2 separate regions of the Homo sapiens genome follow, and region 1 is linked to region 2. Evidence: chromatin loops called from intact Hi-C (ENCODE). Cell type or tissue: mammary epithelial cell. All regions are shown on one strand.

The links. Hi-C counts contacts between places; a loop is a spot of excess contacts. Peaks named below come from ENCODE experiments on the same cell type or tissue, not always from the same donor. Only the 100,000 strongest peaks of a DNase experiment are listed, where the experiment ranks them.
Region 1: it touches region 2 in a loop (5-fold over the local background); 5 of 110 quality-filtered maps call a loop at or near these places.

What each region holds. Positions count from the first base shown.
Region 1 is chr11:8,563,706-8,568,705 of GRCh38, reverse strand. The region is part of intron 1 of STK33 (serine/threonine kinase 33); the gene reads left to right. Among named protein-coding and RNA genes, the nearest start is that of STK33, 28 kb to the left of the region's middle. RefSeq lists an enhancer at 1,710-1,789. In mammary epithelial cell, a CTCF peak has its summit at 1,905 (motif pointing right); DNase peaks (open chromatin) are centred at 935 and 1,845; H3K27ac peaks cover 366 bases.
Region 2 is chr11:8,030,720-8,035,719 of GRCh38, reverse strand. LOC124902627 (a long non-coding RNA gene) reads left to right here. Exons shown (of 2, transcript XR_007062581.1): 2 at 1-518. It also overlaps a transcript of TUB not described here. Among named protein-coding and RNA genes, the nearest start is that of CASC23, 17 kb to the right of the region's middle. RefSeq lists an enhancer at 1-45. In mammary epithelial cell, a CTCF peak has its summit at 2,374 (motif pointing left); a DNase peak (open chromatin) is centred at 2,319; H3K27me3 peaks cover 251 bases.

The DNA of each region.
Region 1 (5,000 bases), 530 kb before region 2:
ATTAGGGAAATGTTCAGGGCCACAGTTTTATGGAACTGTACTTAGTGAAGTATCAAATACTATAATAAATAGCTTTCTTGCTTTTATATTTCCAGATAAACTCAAGCTTTCAAAAAACTTCAAACGTCTAATTTTTGCTGTTATCTTGAAATACATGCTTTAATAGCACCACACTTATTGATGACTTTTAATAGCAGAGCGAATTATGTTACAATATGTCTGATGCTTTCTAGAAGTTGTCTGACCATACTGTGGTATTCATTTTTGTAATTGTTTTTGAGTTGTGGTTTTACATATATAATTCATTATCCACGATTTATGATCCCAGTTACATAAATCAGTTCTTTTTAGTCTCTTGTAGTAAATACATGTAAATGTTATGAATAATACTTTGGAGGAACTTTTATGCCATTTTAATGAGTTCATGTTTACATTGAATAACTGAATTGCAACTTGGAGTGTTCCCAGAATAGAAAATGTGAATTACTAAAATGAATTTGGGTACTTCAGGACTGTGATGGAAGGAACTAAGAACTGTATTTTATTTAGTGATCATATTGTTTTATGATAAAAACAAGCTATTTTTCTCTGGATGGCAATTATTTTGTACTAAGGAAGTACCTTGGAATTATAGACCATCTTTCAATTTTATGCACATTCCTGTAAGCTGAAAATAATTGCTGATTTGGATTTTCCTTGGAAAAAGAGGTGGAGACTATATTATTAACTTTGTAGGGAGGCATTTTTTAGTCATTAGTCAGATATATTGCTGTAGAAGCCGTTGAATATTGTTTTTAAAAGTTCAGAATCTTGTAATATAAGCCCAAAGAATAAGTTAATTATAGAAAAGTGCTACATTGTATGACTCAGATAATCTGAGACTGATGACTAATTTAGTGTGTAGCTAGGTGCTAAATGTAAAAGGAGTTCAAAGCCTGGAAAGACCCACATGGACTGGAGCTGTTAGTTTGTTTTTGGTTTAAAGGATAGAATCTGGTGTTATTCATCATGCCCATATTGGGACAATGAAAAGACTTCCCAGTATTTCCTACAAAAGGTTACCCAGGTGTAGTTATGTGCTTCTGATTTTCCCCGTTCCTCTGTTTATATAGGCATAGCTCATATATTTTGGGAAATGGGAGGAATAGCTGTATTGGTGCTATATTGGTTTGTTATAGCCAATCCCTAAAGAAATGTGTTCCTGTAAAGACTCTTTTGTTTTTCTTTATATTCTCTGAAATTATTATTTGCCTCCAGCCATAATTTCTTGCAGCCACAAATAGTAATAACTAATAATATTATAGCACTGAACTGTGTACCTTACTGTGTTCTAGATATGTTTCATATTTTGACTAATTTGATCTTCATGATAACCCCATGTGGTAGGTAATATTCACTTTTTCATTTTACAGATGGGGAGCCAGATAAACGTTACATAACTAGAAAGTGGCAGAGGTGAGCTCTGAACCAGAGTCTCTACTGTTAACCCTAGTCTATGCTTGAATTGACTTAAGAAGTAAATTTTATTAGTAATGTTTTAAACATTGTTATTATTATTATTATTTTGAGACAGGGTCTCACTCTGTCACCCAGGCTGGAATGCAATGGCTCGATCTTGGATCACTGCAACCTCTACCTCCTGGGCTCAAGCAGTCCTCCCACCTCAGCCTCCCGAGTAGCTGGGACCACAGGCACACACAACCACCCCAGCTAATTTTTTAGTATTTTCAGTAGAGTTGGGGTTTCACCATGTTGCCCAGGCTTGTCTCAAACCCTCCCACAGTGCTAGGATTACAGGCATGAGCCGCCACGCCCAGCCTTAAACATTATTTTAACAATGTCATAGGTTCGACAGTTATAACTGTATTAAAGTCCTGAGAAGCTCACTCAGTAATTTAAAAAATTTCCACTAGAGGTCAGTCTATCACTTGGCAATATAAATATTTGCTGCTTTCTTAGTGCAAAATTTCATTTACTAAATTAAAGAAGTATGCTGTGGAAGAGACTTGGGTAGCAGAATAGATTTTGAATTGGAAACATAATAAAAAGTCATCTTTATAGTAGTAAAAGCATGTATGACTATTACAAGATGCAATATTGGTTCAATTGACTGTTTGCAGAATTTAGTCAAGATATCCTATGAGATGCTATCTGGCACAGGAAAGGCTAATGACCCTGATCTTTAGTTGTTGCCTCTAAATGAACCACACATTAAACATTAGACCAATTTTGTGTTACTAGTACTTCAGATTCTTTTTCTTGACTCATTTAATTTAGTCAAGGACTTAAAATATACCTGGAGAGTAATGAAATAGTGAAAATATTGAGTGTTTACTAAGAGATATTCTGATAATTTTAAGACAATGTGGGTCTAAGATTGTTTAAAAAGTAGCCTAGAGGCTTTTATTTCTCAACTCTCACGTTTTGGAGATAACAAGGAGTTGAATTAAGATGCAGAAACTGAGGGTCTATTTAGAAGCTGCATTTTGAGGTAACTTCTTTGCTTGTAAATGCAGTCATATTTTGGAAGGATAAAATATAATTAATTAACTAGAGTCTTAACTTGGAAGGATTAAATATAGTTGGAGAGTCTAGCATGGTCCTGAGTATAAAGTTATTAATCAGTTGACCAATGATGTTATTTATATGTAAATAATGATTTTGGCTTCTGTAGGTTAAATAAAGCCTTTTAGGCAGCCTTCAAACTAACTGAAACAATCTGACTTGACTTCAGATTTGTCACACTGGAAATGAATGGCAACATGCGGAACAGGCCAGGACAGGGAGGGAAGTTACACAGGAGGGATGGGTCGGCAGAGTTTGTAAGTTTGGATGGGTAATAACTTAACCCAGGGGATTGTTGGTGGAGGAACGAGGGAGTCCTGTAGCTAGAGATAGGCAGAAGCAGACAGGATATTTGGGTTCTAGGTAAGCAAGGTGCATCTAAGACCTAAGAAGTCTTCAGAGGCAGCAGAGACGAACAAATGAACGTGAAGGTGAGAGTTAATGATTTCTAATGGTACCTATCCCTTACTGTGTACTTATTTATGTGCCAGGCACTGTGCTAAGAGCTTTATGTACATTATCTCTTTTTCTCCTTATCATAATCTTGTGAGGTAGGTTCTAATCCCTTTTCACAGACAAGATGACTGAGGCTGAATGAGTTTCAATAACTTGCCTTCAGTCGTAGAACTTGTAAATGGCAGAACTGATATTTGAACTCGGGGCTTATGACTCCGGCTGTGAAACTCTGTTATCGGATGCAGAAGGTATTTCTTTTTTTGCCCCAGTTTTATGCTGCCTGCAATGTAGAGATGGCCATAGGCTTATATCCAATGGGAAATTAACCCCATGGGTAAACCCCAATTACAACAAAAGCAGAGAGTTACAACTTCCAGGGAGATGGGGGTTGGTATTTTTGTTAAAAATGTGAAGTTTTTTAACCTTTGACTATAAATCATGGTGAAAAACCTATATCCTCCATGTAGCGCTGATTAGATGGTGGCGAATCCATCTCCTGTACTTTCACTACTTTGTTATTTTTTTTTCCTCTTTTCTAAAATCCACTAATTATCTTACTAGGTGTTCTCTCTGTTGGCTTGGTTTCTCATAAATGACACTCCCGGAGATGCCCTCTCAAGGGCTTTCTAGAGTCATAATAGGAAGAGTAGTGGGCAAACCTAAAAGGAAGTTTAGGGATCACTAATTTGGTCTGTCAGTGTACTTTTGTCACTTTATTTTTACACCTGCAGGCAGCAGTGCTTCTGAGACCTTTTAGTCCTTTAAAGATAGCTTTGATCCTAGATCTCTTTCTGCTTAGGATATGTTTTTGAAGGGATGAGGACAGAATGTCAGCTTTCTTCTCCTAAAGGCACCGGTTGTTGAATTTCCCCTGTAATCTGGGACTTTCATCATTTCCTCCATGTTGATGGTGGCGCTAGACCTGGGGAATAGCATTTATCTTTTGTTTTTTGACCTAAGTGACAGGTTAATGGTGAAAGGTCCATCAGCTAAGAATGCTTTTAATAAGGCCCTCTTTTTTGTGGTTTAGCCAGGGTCCATCTGTGGTTAACTGCAAAAAGTATTTCCCAAGTTCCTTCAGTCTTTTCTTCTGAAGTTGCTTGAAGGTGATACTTAGGAAGAGTACATTCACATGCTATACAAGGGCAAGCAAATGGAAAGTTCTCTTTCTATATCTTTTTATCTCTTGGGTGAAACTTTGATTTATTTTGACAAAATAATACAGAATTCTTAACCTAGCAGTATAAAGTAACACCAGATTCACAAGGGGCAAACTCTTCTCAGCAGAGCAGGCTCAGCAGAATTGCGTAAGGCCAGAGTGCCTGCTTTCTTCCATAAGGCTTTGGGATTAAATTTATTCATCTCTGTTTTTAATCCATCAATGCCCAAAGTCATCTGTCTCTTCTATTTGCTATTTCATAGAGAAGGAAGCCATTTGATGGGAATTTCCTAAATTCCCTACAACCAAATCTATATACTTACTTCCACCTGTTAGCATCCATCTTCTTCAGATAGCTTTCCAGCTGGCCTGCCTGCTACTTTACACTCTTGATTCTCTTACATCCTGCCCCTAAAGTCATATTTTACAAATAAAAATCTGATTATGCCACTCCGCTCCTGAAAAAGTGTTTATTTGCATGCTTGTAGGATAGAGCCTCAGATCTTTAACATACCTTATGAGGCCCTATAGATATTGCTCCTTGTCTACCTCACCATCTTTGACTGACAGCAATGTAGCTCTTTTTTTTCCCCACAGTTCAGCCATACTGGTCCCTTTTAATTTCCTCAAATCTGCCAGGTTTCTTCCTGGCTCCTCTTTTTGGAATGCATTCCTCACTTTCCCTGGCCAACTGATTGCTGTCCTTCAGGTCACTGCTTGTGTTACTCTTTCTGGGAAATCCCAATATAGTCATACCTCTTGTAATTATTAAGTTAGTGACATTATTTTCCAGGTGTTTTTATTACCAGGAAATTCAGTT
Region 2 (5,000 bases):
GCTGGATGTGATTCTACGAGCAGAGCAAGACCAGCATGTTCTGTCCTCCAGTTATCACAGCAGTTACTCTGGCAACCTGCAGGCCCTCCCTGAGGTGTCTGACGGCTGAAGCAGGGTCCAGTGGGATGGAATGAAGGATGGGCACCCTGGAAGACAGCCCATGGAGGGGCCCTTTGGGTCCCCTGCTGCCCTGGGCACCTGCGAAGAGAGAAGCTGAGCCACCCTGCCTGAGGCAGTAGGCAGTAAGAGCTGAAGGGAGCAGGAGGTTAGGGCCCAGCGGGAAGTGAGAGCAGTGGGGCCAGCACCAGGGTAAGCTGAATAAAGCTCTCGCCTGAGGCGCAGAATTTAAAGATTTGCCAAAAAACTCAGCAGCCAAGAAATTTAATACTTCCAGCAAATCAAAGCAAAACTGTCCATGATAAACAAGACTGGAGTTAGGGTAAGGCAAGTGAGGCCAATACAAGGCCCGCAAATCCAGTGTTGTATCTTGTCTTTATTAAAGGTTTGATTTTGTTGTATGTGCTTTGCATTCATTTTGATTTAAAAAAATACTATATTGAAATATCATTTATCTTAATTACTGAGCTTGTTCGAGGTCCTTTGAATGTTGCACTTGAGGTCAATGTCTTTCTAGCCTCACCCTAGTCTCAGCCCTGGAGGGGAGGGACAGACTGAGTCAGGAGCAGGAAGGAGCACAGTGCCATTGAAAACGCATCATGCGACAAGGAGCCGGGAGACATGGGTTCCCATCTGTCCCCTTCACAGATTCTCCTCAGTTCTGATAGAATCAGATTCAGATTTCACAAGACTGCAACATGAATATTGCTGCTGGGGAGCACAGGTGCCTAGCATGCACATGGACCCCCTCCATACAGGGTGATAGTGAGTCATAAGGTGGCACCCACCTCCTGCCCTCCGTCAGGTTGTCTGCTAAGGGGAGGAGATGGGAGAAGAAGGGGAGAGGGGAATGGAGGGGGTGGGCAGGGAAGAAGCTGGCAAGTTTGCATGACTGGGAGCAGGAATGGCAGATGAGCTGTAATTGCCTGAAGCTGAGAGAGGCTGTTGATAAATGTTACTAATAATCAACCTTCAGATCTGACACCCAGCTCAGGCTGGGATTACTGTTTTGAATGGAAATTGAACCCAAACCAATAATTACCCTGGTGAGCGATGCCAGTCTTACTCTGGAGCCTGTTTTAGGCAGGGAAATCGCACCTGCATGTCAGTACCAGCCCATGAGGTAGATGATCCAGCAAAGGACTCCCTCCTGGGGTCACACCAAGAGCACAAACTGGCCTGGACTCTGCCAACACAATGGGCCACAGTATCAACAGGAATGCTCACCCTCTTCCTAGAGCTTACAGTGGGTGAGGGACTCCCACCCATCATTGTCAATCTTCAAGCAGAGTCCAGACCTCAGACCCCACTCCCACTGTCCTTCCCCCTTGGGCTTCATGGAAGTCCCTTGTTGACATCATCCCATGCTGTCAGAGCAGGTGCTTAGGGGGAGGGGTGGCTGTCCCCTAAACACAGGTGCAGCCCTCCAATCCTCTGTCTGGGACCCTTGGATAGCCACACGTTGCTGTTAGGCTGGGAGGCTCTTGGAATGGCCTGAGCTGGGGCCAGGTGAGAGGGATGAGGCCACAGTAGGCCCCAGAGCCCATCGCAGCCCTTGCCTCTGGTCCCTGATTGCTCCCAGACAAGGCCGGGTATGCCCCAAAATTCTACCTGGAAACAAACGCCTATTCTCCGGCCCTCCCTGTATCCCTGCGGTGCGTTTCAGCCCGTCTAGAGAACTCCTAGAATGCTGGCAACAGCCAGAACCAGGCCAGAGGGGGAAAGGCTGCAAGACAGCTTCTCTCTGTGAACCAATCCCTCTCCCCAGGATACATTCTGAGCTTGGGTCTTTATCCCTGGCTTCTCCTTCAGGCAGCTTGACACTAAAAATGCATTCACCAGACAAACTATGGTGGGATGAATGACGACAGCAGCACTCTGCTGTTTACACATTACACCCCACCAAACACCTCTGCCATCTCTGCCGTGCCAGGCCCTGGGTTGGGGCAGGTGGCCCCGAGGAGAATAAGACGGTCCCGCTCTCAGGAGTGCCTGGTGGGGAGGAGTATAAGCAGGCAGGTAATTACACTGCAGGCAGTTCCTGAGGGCCCCTTCAGAAGGGGTCAATATGTCCTGAACTACAGAGTCTGAAGAAGTCCATGAGCTGCCTCAGGGGGCAGGCAAAGCTAATCAAGCCTGGTGGGATTCAGAGTGTGTCTGACCACAATCTTCAGGCTGAAACTGGGCGAAAGGCCAGCAAGTGTCAGAAACTCCCGGAGTGCTCAAACTGGGGCGGACACCTAGAGAGTGCCATCTTGTGGCGGCACAGCAGGAATGCAGCTCTGTCTTCGGGCGCCGGAGTTTCCCGGAGTCTCCCGGAGTCCAGGCCCTGAAACGGACCCCTGAACTCAGACGTACAAAAGGGAACCAAGGAAACGGCTTTTGTTCTGTTTGCAAAGGCTTGGGGCTTGGAGGAAGTGGGGCACGATGGGCCCCAGGGTGTGGAAGCGACAGGGAAGCGGGCAGGCGAGGGGCGGTGCCTCTGGAGCTCCCTGTCTCCCAGGTTCCCCCCCAGATCATATTGGCACCCTCTAATTATCTGTTCGGCAGGGTCTCCCTACCACTCTATCGGGACCTCAGCACTGTCACCAGCCAACAGAGGGAGTGACAGAAAGCCCATGCCCAGAACTGGCCTGCTTAGTCTCTCGGGTGACAAAACAGATTTGGGGGCCCAGAGCAGCTGTGCTCATCGGCAGTTAACTCGCCTTGCTCCTGTAGCCTAGGGAGGGGCTCACTGACAACTTGGGGTCAGGCAAAGGTCCTCCCTCAGCCCTCGGCTGTCCTGTTAGATTCTGAAATTGTTGCCCCAGTCATTTCCTCTCTTGCCAGAGGAAGGAATAGTGACCAGATGTGAGGTGAATGGTCCCCAAAGAAATGTTCCCAGGTGTGGAGAGCCTGGCGTGAGCCAGATGTGCGGGAGGTGCAAAGGGAGGAGGGAGGATAGGTGCCCAGGTGTGAGGGAGAGGAAGAGAATGAACACGTGTAGGTTAAAGGGAAGTATGCCCTGGGAGAATATCTCAGGCATCGGCAAAATTTTTTCTTGAAGGGCCAGATCTGAGGTTGTAGTGTGAAAGCAGCCATAGACAACATTTAAGCCGATAGATGTGTCTGTTTTCCAATAAACAGTTTTTTAAAACAGGCTGCTGCCCACTCGCCATGGCTCACTGATCCAATCCAAACTTGCTGCCCACAGGAGTGTCCGTCCATGCTGATCATGGAGGCCACAGTGCAGTAATAACTTCATCCCAACATCTGCCAACAAGTACCAGGTGTTCACCGGCTACGAGCCTACTTCACTGCTGCCTTGTAGGGCGATACTTGGTGGTAGTTGGGGGTGGGGGCGGCACTTGTGGTGTCACAAGGCTATAAAGGGTCAGGACTGGAGTAGGAAAGTCCAGGGTGGGGAGAAGCTTGGCCACTGTGGACCCCCAATCTCACTCCTGCGCTCCCGGCCTTTCCCCAGGCCTTTCCCCAGGCGCTCCCGGCCTTTCCCCAGGCGGGACACTCACCTGCAGTGGGAGGCTCTGTGCAGTCGCGGCTGCTCCCCTTCCTTACCCCAGGGGGTCTCTCTCTGTCCAGCTGCTGCCCCTCCAGCCCCTTCCCGAGCAGGAAACTCCCAGAGCTAGGCAGGGGGATGGGACCGAACTGGCCCAAGGACACGCCGCCAGACAGATGACACCCCGCGGAAGGCGAAGTGGCCCGAGGGGGGCGGGGGAGTAACCCTGCACCGGGACCCAGGGCCCGAGCAGAGGCCAGACTGGAATCGACCCCTGCCCTGCGAGACTGGCCCTGTGGCCCCCAAGCTGTTCCAGGACACGCCGTGGGCCTGCGCCAGCCTCCCTACCCCAGCTCCTGTCCCCTCGCAGGTGCGGCCACTGCCAGCAGATCGCGCATGGCCAGCTCGGACTGGTCCCTGGGCTCTCCAGTTACACTAAAAGTGAGACCAAGGAAGATGGTATCGAGGAGGTGCAGGCTCATCCAACATTGATGCGGCCCCGGATTGCCCCACAGCCCCTCACCTCACGGCAGACCGAGGTCCCCGCTCTCAACTCCCATGGGTTGGGCCTGGCAGGGAGGGAAGGGTCCTCTACCCCACCACAGCTCACTGCCCAGGGTCACACAGGGTCTCTTTGGCTCAGCGACCTAAGCGGAGCTCTAGGCACAGGGGCTCCTGCTTAATCCTTGAGTGCTTTTAGGGCTTTTAGAGCTCACCAGCCTCCCAGAAACTGCCCAGGCAAGGTGCCTGTGAAAGCAGGCCTGTGGCCCCCCATTAAGTGTAATCTTGGGCCCAGGAAAGGGCCAGTGTACCTGACCTCCTTCCACTTCCCAATCCTACCTCTTGACCCCACCAAATGCAGGGCAAAAGAGAGGATCCCCCCAGTCCCACCCCGTTCACACAGTCAATTCCACCATACATACCTGCTTCCATAGAAGCACACACAACTGGGACACATCTACATGGCTGCCCTTGGTGGCAGGCACACCCCTGTGCACACACCCCACCCAGATACACTCTTACTGATGCACACACTCAGATGTGCACACAGACGCCTTCTCTCAGAGCCCAACCCGTCATTGCCTCTGTTGTCTGAACACTTGGTGATGGAGAGGACGAAATAACACCCAAAATGTCAGACTGTGGAAAGAGGGGCTGGTGTCAGGAGACAGTGTCCTTTCGGGACACTGTGGTGTTCCTGGCATGGTATTTAGTTGGTCTGCAGTGTCTAAGGGGGCATGGAGGCAGAGCCAGGCTGGGATTGAATCTTTGTAGAGGAACGTGACCTTGCAAAGAGATAATCCTAGGCTGCTGTTATCCTGGTGCCAGCCCTCCCTGACTCCAAAGCCTCCCCAGATCCAGGGACCGCTTCCCCCGGACCTCAGCT